Linked DNA regions of Homo sapiens: region 2 is linked to region 1. The links are chromatin loops, found by intact Hi-C in ENCODE. Cell type or tissue: ascending aorta. All regions are shown on one strand. Links, peaks and the distances in the headings refer to the core of each region. The heading gives the core; the rest is flanking DNA.

Region 1 (9,142 bases), core at 840-8,839:
CCCACAGTGCCTATGGATAAGCCTATTTACCAAAATGGCTGTGGGAAGCTACACATCGTGAGAACTGTCACCTCCAACACCTTCCTCCACGTGGGAGGGAGAAGGTAACTCATACCAATGCACTGCCTGGATACATTCATCTACAGAAATATGTGGAAAGCTAAAATTACCACTATGAAAGGCCAAAGGACCATCTCTCCAGGAAATGGTGAAGCAGCTTTGTGGACCTGATGAAGATCATCCCCCAAAAAGCAGCACGTCTACAATTATTTTACTTCTATATGTGTATATGCACACACAAACACTCGCAGGCCTAGACCCACACCCAAATCTACCCATTTCCTCATCCGACATATAATCTAACCCAAAGATGAACTATCTAGAATCAGCCTGGGATAGGACTGAATTCACTAGAACAGTTCAAGAGTTTTCTGGTGAAAACAGAAGTAATTCTTCATTCTACAGAACTTTGCTGATTAATCATATTTTGCTAAGAAAAGGTGATAGCAAAAATTCCTAATCTGAGTCAAGAAAATCAGATTATTTCCATCAAGATGACAGGACAATTAAAATCACACTTTAAGGTCTAAAACTATGATTTCTTTATGACCAGGAGGGAAAAAGCAAAGTGATAATTCTTAAAGGAGGAAAAGCATAACAAAAGTGAATAACAGCCGAATATATCCTTTGTGCAGAATACCTGACAATCACTGGTGTAGTAAGCATACCTGACCACTGGCACTTAGTCTCAGTAACATTGAGATATTTTAGGGAGACATGAATCAATATTCCAGGTGCTTGAAAAAATACAGAATTTATCATCTCACAGGACATTGTTTATTCATATCTCTTCTCTGAATAAACACTATCGAAAATCAGTTGATTCAACAAAAGCTTGGGGTTAGGAGACTCAAATTCCAATCCTAGATTTTCATTCATGTGACAACGAGCTTTGCATTCATCAATCTAAGCCTTGAGTTTCCACATGTAAAACAGGAAAGTGAAATAATTCCTCAGGTCCCTTCCAGTTCTGATAACCTATGAATATGCCCAACTATTAATACAAAATGTTGAATTCAAACAGTCATCTATAAGGGTAGACACAGTCCCCTGGCAGAAAGCTAAAGCAATTCTTTACATCACACTGAAAACTCTCTCATTGAATTGAGAGAAAGGTGTGCCTGTAATTCAGTGTGGACAGAGTAATACAGGACATTTTAAGACAAGGCATGTTTGACACAAAAGGCAGTTCAAAAAACATTTCAAAAAGCTTCAATCGAGGGGGGAAAAAAATCAATGGAACGACACTAAACATTTTTTGTGATCCTTCACTAAAAACTGGAAGCATGACCCTGGAAGAAATCCTCATGGTTAAGGACTGCTTTAGCCAGCTGCCCTGGGTTGGAGCCAGCAGAGCAAGAGTAAAGGAACTCCCATTCCCCATACTTATCTAACTAAGTCCACCTCATTGCACTAATGCCACTGTACAAACACCCCCAGGCCCCTGCAATTTCAAGGAGGAGAAGGAGCTAGAGGCCTGGGCAGCATTGAAAGGGATGATGGGCAGCATTGAGAGGGATGATGGGCAGCATTGAGAGGGATGATAGGCAGCATTGAGAGGGATGATGGGCAGCAGTCCCAGCAGGCAAGTGGCAGAGGGCAGTAGGGGGAGGTCAAGTGAATTAAAAGCCTGAAATGGAAAAGTCGAAGTGAAAGGAAAGCAGGAAGAGAATAGTAGAAGGGGATGGACTACAAAAGAAGGTGAAGACTGGGCATGGTGGCTCACGCCAGTAACCCCAGCACTTTGGGAGGCTGAGGTGAGAGGATTTCTTGAGGCCAGGAGCTCAAGACCAGTCTGGGCAACTTGGCAAGACCTTGTCTCTCCGAAAAGAAAAAAAAAAAAAAAAGCCAGGTGTGGTGGTGCACACCTGTAGTCCTAGCTAATTAGGAGGAAGAGGCAAGAGGACTGTTTGAGCCCAGAAGTCCGAGGCTGCAGTGAGCATGATCACACCACTGCACTCCAGACTGACTGACAGAGCAAGACCTTGTTTGTGGGGAAAAAAAAAAAAAAGGGTGCAGTGATGAAGCTCTAACATCAAAAAAAAAAAAATACACGTATGTACAGAGTGCTTAGTATTGTGCCTCACATAGAGCAGGTATTTGATAAATCTAGAGTGAATAGAGAATGAGTAAATGAAGAAGAGAAGGCCATTCAGTCAAGACATTTTCTCACTTGAGAAAACATGCTAAGAGATAGCAATGGTATGACAGGGTTAGGAAAAGTAGTTATGCCCAGGTGACATTCAACATTGGTAATTATGCTAATAGAAAAAAAACCCATTGGAATCCCTTAGTGAAAACCAAACAGGTTGAAAAGAAGCATAAAACAGGAAAAACAACATGCACTAACAATAGTCCCAGAAAAACAAAATACCTTGGGAAAAATTTTACTCTGAAATGAAGCACAAAATACGTTGTATGTTGAAGCTTTCAAAATTGTTTTCTCCCATGTCAGGAGACTTCCTAAAGTACATTTTTATCCAAGCTAGCATAAGTTTAAGAGGAAGCACAAAAAGAGGGACAAGATAGTATACAAAGTACTAAAAAATTTAGGTAGAAGCCAGGCACGGTGGCTCACGCCTGTAATCCCAGCACTTTGGGAGTCCGAGGCGGTGGATCACCTGAGGTTGGGAGTTCGAGACCAGCTTCACCAACGTGGAGAAACCTCGTCTCTACTAAAAATGCAAAATTAGCCGGGCATGGTGGCGCATGCCTGTAATCCCAGCTACTCCGGAGGCTGAGGCAGAAGAATCTGCTTGAACCTGGGAGGCGGAGGTTGCAGTGAGCCGAGATTGCGCCATTGCACTCCAGCCTGGGCAGTAAGAGCAAAACTCCGTCTCAAATTAAAAAAAGAAAAAATTTGCGTAGAAAAATGTTGACACTTCTATGGGAACCAGCAGAAACTCATCTTTAAATGGTAATGCAGTTCTAATCCCATTAAGACAAAAGTCTTCAAAGTAAAGTTACATTTGCCGGGTGCGGTGACTCACACCTGTAATCCCAGCACTTTGGGAGGCCAAGGCGGGCAGATCACATGAGGCCAGGAGTTTGAGGCCAGTCTGGTCAACATGGCGAAATTCCATCTCTATTAAAAACACAAAAATTAGCTGGGCTTGGTGGTGCATGGCTGTAATCCCAGCTACTCAGGAGGCTGAGGCACGAGAATCGCTTGAGTCTGGGAGGCAGAGGGTGCAGTAGGCCAAGATCATGCCACTGCACTATAGCCTTGGTGACAGAGTGAGACTCTGTCTCAAAATAATAACAATAAATAAAGTTATATTTTAACAAAAGGATTGACAACCAAAAACCATGCTTGTTTCAAGCAATATGTATTAATAATATAATAAAAATGCAAATACAACTATAAAGTGAGAATACTATTTGGAGTTCAAAACAGTAATGTCTGACCTATATGTAACACAACTGAAATATAAAGCATCTTTCCTCCTGGGCATGTTGTTTCCGCAGAAGTGTGGCCTCTGAAGAAAAATGAAAATAAAAGAAGCTGACCTAATAATTCTAGAGTGATTTCACCTGATGAACTGTTTCAAAGTAAGCAGATAAAAATCCAAGTGAGTGAAAACAAATCCAATTTGTAACAAAAATGTTAAAAACCTGATACTTTTAAGCTGAAGTCTTTTCCTGGTCCTTCATTTATTTACCTTCAAGGTTTCTGAACTAATCTTGAGATATTTTAGAATCAAATATCTGATTTTAACAGATATGTGACTGGTCTAATACATAGCTGATAACTACTAAGTAACGGAGTAACTAAGGTAAAACACAATTCTCTCTGGATTTGTTTCAAATTTCTTCTCCTGAAGACACGTGACATACAATTCACGATGTGACTTTGAGTTTGGGGCAGCGTTTGCAAACTGCGGTTCACAGGCCAAATTCAACCCACTGTGAAAGTTGAAAAACAATCAAAATAAGACTATTTTGTGACGTGAAAATTACATAAAATTCAAATATTGTTGTCCATAAATAAAATTTTATTGGAACACAGCCATACTCATTCGTTTACACATTTATTTTCTATGACTGCTTTTACACTGCAACAGCAGTTATGACGGTGATGACTGGACCCACACAACCTAAAATATTTATTATCTGGATTTATATGAAAAAAGTTTGCTGACCTCTGGTCTAGTGTGAACTAGAACAAGGAACTCAGAAATAGGAATTTAAGAGCTTGATCAACTACTTTTTATAAGCAATATTAGCCATTTAAAAATCAATTAAGAATTCTATGAAAGCTGATAAAAATGGGGAAACTATATTTCAAGCTGTGATATATTTAGTAAAATGTATAATTCTATGAATGCATCTGAAGTGTTCCACTAAATAACATCAGATTAACAACAGATAAAAGACTTGTGCTGGGCCGGGCTCCGTGGCTCACACCTGTAAATCCTAGCACTTTGGGAGGCGGAGGCAGGCGGATCATGAGGACAGGAGATCAAGACCATCCTGCCTAACGTGGTGAAACCCCCCTCTACTAAAAATACAAAAAATTAGCCAGGCATGGTGGCATGCACCTGTAGTCCCAGCTACTTAGGAGGCTGAGGCAGGAGAATCGCTTCAACTCAGGAGGCGGAGGTTGCAGTGTGCCAAGATTGCGCCACTGCACTCCAGCCTGGGGGACAAGAGCAAAACTCTGTCTCAAAAAAAAAAAAAAAAAAAGAAAAAGAAAAAAAGAAAAAAAGATTTGTGCCACAAAATGATATATTATTATTGAATCTGAGGGAGGAAATGGAAGTTATGTATAGGCCTTCCACATTTATGAGTTGTATTTTTCAAGAGATTCATGGACATTTAGCAAAATTATAGCAGGAACTACCTGACATGCAATTTAGGGAAATATGCATAAATTTCCACCTTTAAATGTTCGTAATTGTTGTCAAGAACCACTCATTTAATCATCTGAAAGAACTGTGGAAATTATATGCAGTAAATTAAACCAGACCATGAAGGTTATCTAAGTGTCCATCTGTTACAGCCTTCAAGTGTAGAGCAATGACTAATAACATAGTCATTTTTCTCCCTCCTCTTTCTTCTTTCCTTCCCCTTGCTTTTTAAATTCATCCTGCCCCTGTGTTTTGCCCCTGAATATCTGTCAATACTATTTGCATTTTGACTGAACCACATCAATGTGTAAATCCTGTAATGTAAGCTGATTATGTTTTTTCCCTCTAATTCTGGTACAGTGTCTAAAACAAGGCTAAGCATGAGAGCTTGACGAATGATTATGAAAACAACATGCCCAGAAGTCGATCCTCTGTTGTGTGTTATTAACATCTCCTACAAATATTCCAAGTCTGAATTTTATATGTAGAGACAATGCCTTACAACATCTACAATGCAAGACTGTCTATATGTAAAACTAATACTGTAAAGGTTTAACTTTGGTGTGAAAATAGAAAAAACACAGAACAAAAAAACCTGGGTACTTGGGTTTAAAGAAAAGATCCAAGGTGCTCCCCTACTCCATTTCCAGAAGGAATTCACCATGGATAAAGCAATATAATTTGAAGAATATACCATAAAATGATATTACAACAAAAATATTTACAAAGCTCATTTCAGCAATCTCAAAAAGAATAAGCACATTGATTCTAGGTGACAAAAGCTGTCACCAGTAAAAATTACAGGCTTATTTACAAAGAGTCTCTTGTCCTCTTTCCAAACGTAATTTATAAAATTAAATCCAAATATGGTTACAATAAAATGTTAGACACAGTTTTACAAGGACTACTAATGTAATTTTGAAAAGAGAAAAGCGGCATTTGCCAAATCTGTCAAAAGCCTGGACAGGAGTTTGACAAATCTGCCAGCAGATCAAGGTTCTTTTGATAAAGATCTCCTAGGTTGAGGTCTTCAAGGTGTGACTACGAAATATTAATAATTAATTGGTTAACTAACAAATACTTAATGAGTGCCTTCGCTGTATCCAGATACTACTCTAGGCCCTGAAACTAAAGCAAACAAGACAAACAAAATACCTGCTCACATGGAGCTCTTACAGTCTACTGCTGGGAAAAAGTAATTAATTTAACAAGGAAAAATAATAGTTGGTGCTAAGTGCTCTGCTGAGAATTATAATAACATAATAATTTAATAGATATTGTGATAATGTAATAGAGCACCTAGATAGTTACTCTAGACTGCCTGATCAGGAAGCGCCACTCTGAGTAGGTGACGTTTGAACTGAGTACTTAATGTTAAGACAGAGCCAGCTGGCCGGGCCTGGTGGCTCATGCCTGTAATCCCAGTGTTTTGGGAGGCTGAGGCGGGCGGATCAAGAGCTCAGGAGTTCGAGATCAGCCTGGTCAACATGGTGAAATCCCGTCTCTGCTAAATATACAAAAGTTAGCTGGGTGTGGTGGCAGGCGCCTGTAATCCCAGCTACTCAGAAGGCTGAGACAGGAGAATCATTTGAACTCAGGAGGTGGAGGATGCAGTGAGCTGAGATCGCACCACTGCACTCTAGCCTGGGTGACAGGGCGAGACTCCAGCTCAAAAAAAAAAAAAAAGAAAGAAAGAAAGCCAGCCAATCAGAAGGACAGGACAGAAAGGAAAAGAACAGCTAACACAAACGGCTAAGTAAGACAGAATGAGTGTGGCCTACTGAGGAACAGAATGAAGGCTGGTGTGGGTGGGGCAGCATAAACTATAGGGGAGTAAATAGTAGAAGACCTGGTGGCCACCAGCCATGGTAAGTAATCTGAATTTCATTCTATGTGCCAGGGAAAAAGCTATTGGAAGATTTAAGCAGGAAAGTGGCCTGACTTCTTTTCAAAAGGCCTCTAGCTGGTGAGTGAGGGACAAGGTGGAAACTCTGAGCCCTGTTAGAAGCTTATGGCAGTAAGGATGAAAATGTATACTCCAATGGAGGCAGAGCGAAGAAAAATGCAAAGAAAGAATCAGGATATGTTTTCGAGGTAGTGACAACAGGACTTGATGGATGAGATATAGGGGTGAAAAAAATAAATAAATCAGAATACTGCTAGGCCTTTGTGAAATTGGGTAGTTGGTGGTTTAATTTATGGAGACAGGAAAGTTTGGAGAAAAAGCAGGTTTGGAGAATAATTCAGTAGCTGGGTCTTGTTTACATTTGACATCCCTATTAAATAACTAAGTAAAGATTTAAAGAAGGCAGCCACATATGTTAAGCTTTGAGCTCCAGGATCAGGTTTGAGTTACTGGCAGAAATGGTTCTCAAAGCCCAAATGGAAAAGCTGCTTATTTGTAGCTCCAAGTAACCAGTGTTCTTTAAAAGAGTAAACTTTGGAAAACTAATAGACACAATTTCATAATGATATATAAACAAAAGACTTTCTAAATTATGAGTCTCTTTAAGCCGATAACAGATTATTCCTTTAGAGATGAGATTCTTACCACTGATAATGAGAATGCGAAATATAAGCACACAGGCTCTGGTTTCAGACTGCCTGCATATGAATCACAGCTCCCCTATTTACCAATTAAATAGATAGTATTGGGTGAATTAAATTAAATAGTATTAAGTAAATCACTTAATTTCTCAGTGTCTCAACTTCCTCATCAGTAAAATAAAGATAACAACAGTAACTACCGCTGGTGTACTTGGGAAGATTAAATTAACTAGAACATGTAAAGCAATCAAAACAGCATCTGGCAGGTAGTTAAGTGCTCAACAAATGCAAGCTGGTATTATTACTATTATTATTATTATCATTATTATTTTGAGATGGAGTTTTGTTCTTATTGCCCAGGCTGGAGTGCAGTGGCACGACCTCGGCTCACTGCAACCCCCGCCTCCTGGGTTCAAGCAATTCTCCTGCCTCAGTCTCCTGAGTAGCTGGGATTACAGGTGCGTGCCACCACGCCCAGCTAATTTTTTGTAGTTTTAGTAGAGACAGGGTTTCATCACATTGGCCAGGCTGTTCTCAAACTCCTGACCTCAGGTGATCCACCTGCCTCAGCCTCCCAAAGTGTAGGGACTACAGGCGTGAGCCACTGCGCCTGGCCGCAAGCTGGTATTATTACCTGCAGTCTCCTGGCACTGTACATAGCAGTGTCTTAACACTTCAGTTTTCTAGTTAGGTGCTTGGGAAGAGATGTCATCAAAGATTCAGAATGAGTTGGGGAGGCATATGAAAGACCCTCCTTAAAAGACATGGAGGCTCAATGTTACAGACTGCTAAGAACATGCTCTTTAAAAATAACCTATCTGTATGCCAGTTATTCCTAAATCTGTATCTCAGCCTGGATCTGGCCCTGGGGCTCCAGACTCACATACTTAGCTGCCTACTGGGTACTCGACTTGGTAATTTAATAGGTATGTCATTGAAATAAAAAGGGAAAGCAATTAGTATTCTCTTCATCTTCAGTGAGTAAATGATCAAGTAACATTTTCTTTTTTCTTTTTTTTGAGACAGAGTCTCAGTCTGTAGCACAGGCTGGAGTGCAGTGGTGCGATCTTGGCTCGTCGCAAGCTCCACCTCCTGGGTTCAAGCAATACTCCTGCCTCAGCCTCCTGAGTAGCTGGGACTACAAGTGCCTGCTACCACACCTGGCTAATTTTTGTCTTTTTAGTAGAGACAGGTTTTCTCCATGTTGGCCAGGCTGGTCTCAAACTCCTGGACTCAGGTGATCTGCCCACCTTGGCCTCCCAAAGTGCTGGGATTACAGGCCCTCAAGTGACATTTTCAACTGCAGAATCCCTTGGCTCTCTTCCTTAAGTCACGAAATCCATGCTGTGATTGACATTCTCTCAGTTTTCAGCTTCACACTGAGAAAGTACCCAGACCGGTCAACTACATTAAAATCTCAGGCATTGTGTTTGCTCATTTCAGCATTAATATTTTCACATCATTATTCTACTGAATGTATTACTTACTATAAGTCACTTCAAACAGTTGCTGAAGGTTTACAGGGAATAAGGAAATAAATCAAATATTAGATGCCATTAGATGATTCCTGGGGTCTTATGCCTAAGGCATCCTGGGCTGCACACTCAGCACTGTAACTCCCAGCTGTCTTATGTTGGGCCATGACTCCAATTGCCACCAATGGAGTGACTAGACATCCCTTAAGG
Region 2 (9,142 bases), core at 785-8,784, 1.5 Mb before region 1:
CTGTTGGTTTATGTGTCTGTTTTTATACTAGTACCACACTGTTTTGATTACCGTAGCTTTACAGAAAGTTTTGAAATCAGAGAGTATTAATCCTGCAACTTTGTACTTTATTTATTTATTGGTAGGTTTTTTTTCTCTGAACACTTAAAAGATTTCACTCCACAGTGTTCTTACTTGCATGGTTTCTGAGAAATGAGATACAATTCTTGTCTTTGTTTTTCTATAGTTAAGGGCTTATTTTTTTCTGGATTTTATTAACTGTTTTTAAATCTTTGATTTTTTTGCAGTTTAATATGATATGCCTAGGTGTTATTTTTTGGGCATTTATTCTCTTTGGTGTTCTCTGAACTTGCCAGTCTGTGATTTGGTGTCTGACATTAATTTGGGGAAATTCTCATGCATTATTGCTTTGCATTTTTCCTCTGTTTCTTTACCTCTTTCTTCTTATGATATTCCCATTATGCCTATGCTACACCTATTGTAGTTGTCCCACATTTCTTCAATATTCTGTTACGGGTTTTTTTAGTCTTTTTTTCTCTTTGCTTTCCTGTGTTGGAATTTTCTATTTCTATATACTCAAGTTCAGAGATTCTTTCCTTTTCCATATCCTGTCTACTAGTGAGCCCATCCAAGGCATTGTTCATTTCTGTTACAGTGTTTTGATCTTTAGTATTTCTTTTTCATTCTTCATTACACTTTCTCTCTGCTAACATTGCCCATAAGTGCTTATATGCTGTATACTTTATCTGTTGATCATATTTGTTTTAAATTCCTAATCTGATAATTCAACATCTCTGACATGTCTGGTTCTGGTTCTGATACTTGTTGTCAAACTGTGGTTTTTTTTCTTTTAGAGTGGCTTTTAATTTTCTTTTTGTTTTTTGTTTTTTTTTGGATAGTTGGACATGACGTACTAGATAAAAGCAACTACTGTAAATAGACCTTTAGGAATGTGGTGGTAAGATGTGAGAGGAAGAAAAGCATTCTGTAGTCCTGTTAGGTTTCAGTCTTTTAACCCATTTATGCTTAGTGTTCTATTACTGGAACGCTAGGCATGTGGAAGTTATTTATATCCTACTGCTAAAGGTTATCACCAAGCTGTGATTGCAAAAATTCAAAAAATTGCAACCTCAGGCGTTAATGAGCCTTTGTCCTTGGCCTGTTAACTTTACAAGTGCTTCTCATTCTCTTCTGAATGCTTTGGTGCAACAGCATACCTGGAATATAATGAAGTTAGATATTTCCCTTCTCCCACATGGAAAGCTAGATGGTCTTGGAATTGTGTATTTTCCTTGCTTTTCCTCACACAGAATGCTAGACGGAGCTAGAGTTGGGTATTTTTTATTTCCCCTGCTTGATTAGGCTCTAAAAAATAACTCATAGTTTAGGCTCTGGTGAAATAGTTTTTCTTGAGGGCAGGCCTTGTTAAGAACAGAATGCTCTGATATATTTGAAAATGTTTTCCTTCCTCTGCTGAACCATGAGGGGATTTTTCTGATATTCACTGTGAGAACCTGGTTGAACTCCTGGAGATAAAACTCACAAAAGTGTGCGACCCCCTTTATGACTAAGTCCTCTGGGATTTTTAACTCTTAGACTTATGTACACTGAACCCTCAGCAATTTGTCAATTGCAGTTTAGGTCTTCATACTCCAATAGTAGTTACTGGGACTGTTTCTGCTTGTGGGTTTTTGCTTTAGTAAGTTGCGATTCTCTGTATTCACCTGGCTGTCTTTCTCCCATTTTGGGGGCAGCCATTCATCCTGTGACTTCACTTTTCTGTCACGTCCAGGAAGAGTTGTTGATTTTTCAGTTTTACCCGTTAGGATAGATAACTTCCAAGCTCCTTTCATGTTGGACTGGGAACTCCTGTGTATTGCACTTCGTTTGATGCAGTTTTGGGTTTAATTTCTCTTTTTTATTTTGATGCTCTTAGTTTATCATTTATTAAAAGTTTACCATGTATGTGGTTGAATCCGATCATATTTTTCTCTATAATTTCTTTACTTCCATTCTCAAGAAATTCTTCTTCCACAAGGCTAATAAATATAGTGTTTTTCTTCTGATGGTTGTTTAAAAAAAATCTTACAACTTTTAGTCATTAGCATATGATAGTTCATTTTACCTTAGAGTATTGGATGTAGTTCTGAATTCTTTTTTTTCTCTGTTGTTACCCAGTTAGTCCACTACAACTGAATTTGAAAGCTTTGTTTCCCAGCTTTGTTTCAAATTCTTCTGTTTTTTTTTCTTTTTGCATTTTTTTAAATTATACTTTAAGTTTTAGGGTACATGTGCACAACGTGCAGGTTTGTTACATATGTATACATGTGCCATGTTGGTGTGCTGCACCCATTAACTCGTCATTTAACATTAGGTGTATCTCCTAATGCTATCCCTCCCCGCTCCCCCCACCCCACAACAGTCCCCAGAGTGTGATATTCCCCTTCCTGTGTCCATGTGTTCTCATTGTTCAATTCCCACCTATGAGTGAGAACATGCGGTGTTTGGTTTTTTGCTGTTTGCCAGCCATTTCTTATATACTAGTCTGTAATACTATACTTTACTTGTTGATGTTACTCTGTATTATGTTTTATTATGAAATTAGTAGAACTAGTTCTCCTATTCCCTTCATTTATTGTATATTTTAATACCTTTTTTGTATTTTAAAGATTGTAATAGAATATCAGTAACCTAAAAATTGCCATTTTAACCATTTTTAAGTGTACAGTTCACTGCCATTAAGTACAGTCACATATTTGTGCAGCCATCACCACCATTCTTTTCCAGGACTTTTTCCATCTTCCCAAACTGAAACTCTGTATCTATTAAACTCTAACTCCCTATTTTTCCCTTCTTCCAGTCCCTGGCAATCACCATTCTACTTTCTGCCTGTATGAATTTGACTATTCTAAATATGTCATCATATGAATGGAATATCAGTATTTGTCTTTTAGTTAGTGGCTTATTTTTTCTTAGCATAATGTCCTCAAAGTTCATCCATATTGTTGTGCAACCATTATCACAACTTTTTCATCTCAAGCAGAAACTGTGTTACCATTAAATAATAATTCCCCATTCTCCCCTCTCCTAATCCCCTAGTAGCCTCTAATCTACTTTCTGTCTCTGTGAATTTGTCTATTTTAGTTACCTCTTTAAGTGGAATCACACAATATTTGTCCTTTTGTGTTTGGCTGAGTTTACTTAGCATAATGTGTTCAAAGTTCATTCATGTAGCACTTATCACAAGTTCATTCCTTTTTATGGCCCAATAATATTTTATTGTATGAATATACCACATTTTGTTTTTCTTTTCATTTCTTGATGGACCCTAAGGTTGTTTTCACCTTTTGGCTATTGTGAATAGTGTGCCACAGTGAACAGTGGAGTACAAGAATCTGTTCATGTACCTGCTTTCAATTCCTTTGGGTATATACCTAGGAGTGGGATTGCTTGGTAACTTTGTGATTATGTGTTTAGCTTCTTTTTTTTTTTTTTTTTTTTTTTTTGGAGATGGAATTTCGCTCTTGTTGCCCACGCTGGAGTGCAATGGCATGATCTTGGCTCACCGCAATCTCCGCCTCCCGGGTTCAAGCGATTCTCATGCCTCAGCCTCTGAGTAGCTGGGATTACAGGCGTGCGCCACCACGCCTGGCTAATTTTTGTATTAGTAGTAGAGACGGAGTTTCTCCATGTTGGAAAGGCTGGTCTTGAACTCTCGACCTCAGGTGATCCGCCCGCCTCAGCCTCCCAAAGTGCTGGGATTACAGGCGTGAGCCACTGTGCTCGGCCTGTGTTTAGCTTCTTATATCGCAGTTCTCTATTTAGCTTTTTGAGGAACCACCAAACCATTCCACAGTGACTGCACTGTTGAACATTCCCACCAACAATGTACAGAGGTTCCAATTTTTCTACATTTTTGCCAATGTTTAACTTTTTTTAATGAAAAAAAAATTTTTTTTTAAATTACTCTGTCCTAATCTGTGTGAAATGGTATATTGTTGTTTGGGCTTGCATTTCCTTAGTGATTAGTGACGTTGAACATCTTTTCATGCTAATTGGCCATTTGTATGTCTTTGGAGAAACATCTCTTCAAATACTTTGCCCATTTTTTAATTGTTATTTATTTTTTGTTGTTGAGCTGTAGGAGGTCTTTATTATTATCAGTATTAATCCTTTAATATATATGTGGGTGGGAGATATTTTCTCCCATTCTGTGGGTTGTCTTTTCACTAGTGTCCTTTGATAAACAAAAATTTTTGATTTTTTTTTTTTTTTTTTGAGACAGAGCCTCATTCTATTGCCCAGGCTGGAGTGCAGTGGCACAATTGTAGCTGCCACCTTGAACTCCTGGGATCAAGTGATTCTCCCCTCAGCTTCCTGAGTAGCTAAGACTACAGGGGCATACCATCATGCCCAGCTAATTATTAAATTTTGTGTGTGTGTGTGTGTGGGTGGGGTGAAACCCCATAATGAATTATGTTCCCCAGGCTGTTCTTGAACTCCTGGCCTCAAGCAATCCTCACTCCTCAGCCTCTCGAGTAGCTGGGATTACAGGCGTCAACTACCATGCCCAGCCATAAGTTTTCAATTTTAATGAACTCCAATTTATCTTTGTTGTTGACTGTGTTTTTGTTGTTATATCAAAGAAATCACTGCCAAATCTAATGTCATAAAGATTTCCCCTATGCATTCTTCTAAGAGTTTTATAGTTTTCTGCCTTATATTTAGGTGTTTGATCCACTTTGAGTTAATTTTTGTAGATGGTGTTAGATAACTGTCCAACTTCTTCCTTTTGCATATGACTATCCTATGTTCACAGCACCCTTTATTGAAAAGACTGTCCCTTCCCTATTGAATGGTTTCAGCATCCTTGTCAAAAATCTTTTGAGCATATATTTGAAAGTTTGTTCCTGGGTTCTGTTTTCTATTTCTATGGTCGATATGTCTCTCTTTATTCTAGTACCACGCTATTTTAATACATTTTTATAATTTTAAAGTATATTTGCTTGGCTATTTAAAAAAATTCTTAGAATTTTGTTGCATTGGAAAATATTTATTTTGAGCTTTTATTACATTTACTTGTTAACTTGAATAATGTGAATATTTATATTTCTTGTTCAGGAACTTGGGTGTTTCCAGTCCATTCATTTCCTTTTCTTATAAGAGGATGGAAGCTAACAGTGTTTGAACATTGCTGTCCTTATCTTTAAACACGTGACTTTCCACCATGTACAGTTTAGAACCAGATTGTCATATTCTGCAAAAAACTGTTATTTGGATTGAGATTATATTACAGATGTGTTTGGCTTCACTGTTGTGCATTTGAATCATATGACATTACCTTTTGAAAATACTCATTTTTATTTTTGGTTTCATGCCAACTACTTAATGCTTAGCGTTTAGTCAAGAAAATCCTCTGTTATAAAGTCTTTTTTCTACAACCATATAACTTTTAATGTGATTTACATGTGAAATCTTATTTTGTTTTTCAGTGTTCATTGTGCTAGAAAAACAAGGACTATTACACTGTTTGCTTCTTATATCAGGGGAAACATAAGTACCTAAGCATCTTTTTAGATCGTCTTTTAGGTCACATTTTATTTTTGTTTATAGTGCCTGTAGTGATAATTCTTTCAGGGAGGACAAATTTTTTTTGACTTCTCTTTTGGTTTTCATTTTCAGTAAACAAAACTCTATGGTATAAATTTGCTTAGATGCCCTTATTCTTCAAGAATGATTCTTGAGGGTTGAGGAGTGGAATGATTTGACTCAGTCAGAACCTCTTTGCAAGTGAAATTGGCTCACCCTTACGATTTTGATTATTTTGGCCTTTTAATTTCCAATCTGAAAATAAAGAAAATTTTACCAAAGTAAATATGAAAATGAGCAGTGTAATAGCAGCAATAACCCTTTCTTTAACTATGACACTACACTGGTGATGTTTGGATACTGTAGCTTTTTTTAATTTATAAGTCATTTTTAGCCTTCCAAATAATTCTCTCAAAACAAGGAAGCATTACGTGTAATTGGTCTTTATAGTCCTTGTTTTTGACTTATACTAGTTGCCTTAGTTGTAAATAATTTATATATTTTAAAATTATGAAATACTTCAAATATGTACATAAGTATAGAGAATAATATGCCAATACATATCACTCAGATTTAACCAATATAATTCCTATTTTTTCAGATTTAAATTTGTTTTTAAAGAAGTATTATAGAAAGTTGAAAACTTATTTATTTTATATTCCCTGATTCTAATACTCTCCCTCTTTAGAGTTATCTACTACCCAAATAGGCTTGAATCCTTCCAGTCTAAGTTTTTATATTTTGTTTCATATGTATGCACTTATACATTATAGTATGTTTTATATTTCTAAATTTTCCTTAGTAGTAACATTGTGACTATCATTCCAAAATTTGTTATTTTACCAGTACCTTAGACTTTAAATTATTTTCTCTGTAGGTAAAATTTATTACCACATACTACTGAAAATTTGTTACCATACTTTTGGTATATGAACCACGCTTGAAATATATTAACATTCAGCTTTGGCTTATAATTGTTTGCCTATACATAGGTTTAATTATTGAGGTACTTGTGTCCTTGGAATTTTACTTTTTAAACCTAATTTAATACTTGTATAGTATTACTCTTTTGCTCATTTTGCATGTACACAATCCTCCAATGTTGATATCTCATTTTTTTTCCCCCTAAACACACATGGGGAATTTAAAGGTAGAAAAGGGAGGATAACTTATTTCTTAAATCTGAGTTCAATATTTTTTTTACTACCCAGATCTTATAGTCTGCCATGTGGGACTGTGTTTGTAATGTGTTGGATTTTTAAATACATGCTAGTTGGCTTCTAAATTCATTTGGGCTTTATTAGAATTGAGTATAATACAGTTCTCTTTTGCAGGGGCTCACAACGAAGTAAGACAGTAGATGACAATTCTGCAAAGCAGACTGCGCACAATAAAGAAAAACGAAGAAAGGATGATGGCATTTCTCTTTTAATATCTGATACTCAGCCTGAAGGTTTGTGAACCTTAGAAAACTGTTGGAATTTGAATTTTTTCTTATTGTATTAATAATAATTTTTGTTATAAATAAATTATTTTATTTTACTTTGAAAGGATATGTGAAAGTAAAGGGAGATTATTTGGCAACACAAATAAAATTGCTAAACCTACTCTTTATGTAGCGTAGTACTCATTTCTAGATTTATTTACTAATCCCAAAAGTTAAATTTTAATATATTTTTTTCTTCTTTGGGGAGACTTGGATATAGCTATGAAGTTATGTTCATTTAGCTGTTTCTAAGTGTTGTTTCCATGGATATTAATGTTACTGCTAACTGGGTTTTTATTATTAGCTAATCACTGTCTATTTGCCTACCATGAAATACATTCTCTATTCATTAGAATTTCTCTCAACTTCAGGAGGATGCCAAACAAGCCACTATTAGCAAATTTGAAGGTAAATACTTCCTAGACTTGTGAAAATTTTTTGTAGGCCTCCTTGCATATAGGATTTATGATTCGACTTCTTTTTCTTTTTTGCCTCTCTTTCAAGAATTAAAAATATTTTACTGATACTTGAAGAAAAACAATTTTACTACATTATTTATTTGTGAAACTAACACCTTTAGGGGTCTGTTGGATTATTGATAGCTTCAAATGTTGTTGAAGTCTCTTTGTTGCTTGCTTTCTTTCTTGCTTTTCTCTTTCTCTTTTTCTTTTTAAGACAGGGCCTCACTCTGTCACCCAGGCTGGTGTACAGTGGCATGATCACACATGATCACAGCCCACTTCAGCCTCTATCTACCTCCTGGGCTCAAGTGATCCTCCCACATCAGCCTCCCGAGTAGTTGAGACTATAGTCATGCACCACCACGCCTGGCTAATTTTTTGTATTTTGCAGAGACAAGGTCTTGCCGTGTTGCCCAGGCTGGTCTCAAACTCCTGGGCTCCAGTGATCTGCCTGCCTCGGCTTCCCAAAATGCTGGGATTATAGGCAAGAGCCACCGCGCTTGGCCACTGTTTTATTTTTGAGTGATTTCATAAGTTATTCACAATACAAAAAAATCTTTTGATGATGCTGTGCAAAAATTCATTACACTTCATTTGGAGCACAGCTATTTAAAGATTCTTTTTAGTAGCCTTTTTAATAGAAAAAAATTTAAAATGAAACTACAGTAATAACTTTTATTTGTACAAGAAACCAGCTGAAACTCTTATAAAGGCAGTCTTTGGAGAATGTGCTGTGACTTTGTTCAGACAAGCTTCCAATTAGTCACTGTCAGTGTATAATGAAAAACATTTATTTTCTTATAAACTGTACTTTTCTTAGAAGTAATTACAATCATCTCTGTGTATCTTTGTGTTCTGCATCTGTAGATTCAACCTAGCAAAGATGGAAAATATTTGAAAAAAACTTCAATAAAAATAATACAATCATAAAAAATACATATAACAACTACATAACATTTATGTTGTATTGGGTATTATAAGTAATCTAGAGATTATTTAAACTATACAGGAGAATGTATATAGGTTATATGCAAATACTATACCTTTAGGGGCTTATGGATCCATGGAGTTTGGTATCCTGGGTCCCTGGGACCAATCCCCTGAGGATACTGAGGGATGACTGTATTGATTACCAAGTAAAAATGTAAGTATTTGTACAAGTGGGCTCAGTTCAGGTACTATCAAGACAAAGATTCCTACTCTACCCAGGAAAGCAGTAGAATGTGAGGACTAACAGTCCTCACATTGACTTGAATAAAATACTTTCTGATTTGTACCCAGGAGTGTTACCTCAAGATCACAGTGGCATTTTAGACATGCATCAGGGAAGAGTACATGACAAAAGAAACATTTTTTAGTTTTTCAGTATCCCTGAAGGTACCACTACTGGTAGGGAAAGTGTTTCTAATACAATTAGCTATTGAATCTTTATTAAAGCAGTGTTTACTCTCCTACATCTGATACCAGTTATTTTTTAAAAACCTGTAAATTAATGGAAATTCTGAATGAAATCTTAGGTGTACCATTTTTTTCCATAGCACATTAAGTTTGCCTTGTGGAATTTGCTTTCACCAACATAATACCTTGGAAATACTTAGTATTCTTT

Evidence for each region. Peaks named below come from ENCODE experiments on the same cell type or tissue, not always from the same donor. Only the 100,000 strongest peaks of a DNase experiment are listed, where the experiment ranks them.
Region 2: a loop joins it to region 1, with 6 times the contacts of the local background. A loop is called at or near these places in 3 of 110 quality-filtered maps.

Annotation. Positions count from the first base shown.
Region 1 is chr3:99,821,380-99,830,521 of GRCh38, reverse strand. All of the region lies in intron 1 of CMSS1 (cms1 ribosomal small subunit homolog), which reads right to left. It overlaps FILIP1L (filamin A interacting protein 1 like), which reads left to right. Exons shown (of 6, transcript NM_001387850.1): 6 at 1-1,711. The coding sequence ends at 108. It overlaps HP09053 (a long non-coding RNA gene), which reads left to right and starts at 6,657. Exons shown (of 3, transcript NR_110821.1): 1 at 6,657-6,778. The region is part of intron 1 of LOC105374010 (a long non-coding RNA gene); the gene reads right to left. In ascending aorta, for the core only: no CTCF peak of the experiment used is centred there; no DNase peak of the experiment used is centred there.
Region 2 is chr3:101,369,908-101,379,049 of GRCh38, reverse strand. SENP7 (SUMO specific peptidase 7) reads left to right here. Exons shown (of 24, transcript NM_020654.5): 7 at 6,924-7,042. Among named protein-coding and RNA genes, the nearest start is that of IMPG2, 54 kb to the right of the region's middle. In ascending aorta, for the core only: no CTCF peak of the experiment used is centred there; no DNase peak of the experiment used is centred there; H3K27ac peaks cover 3,000 bases.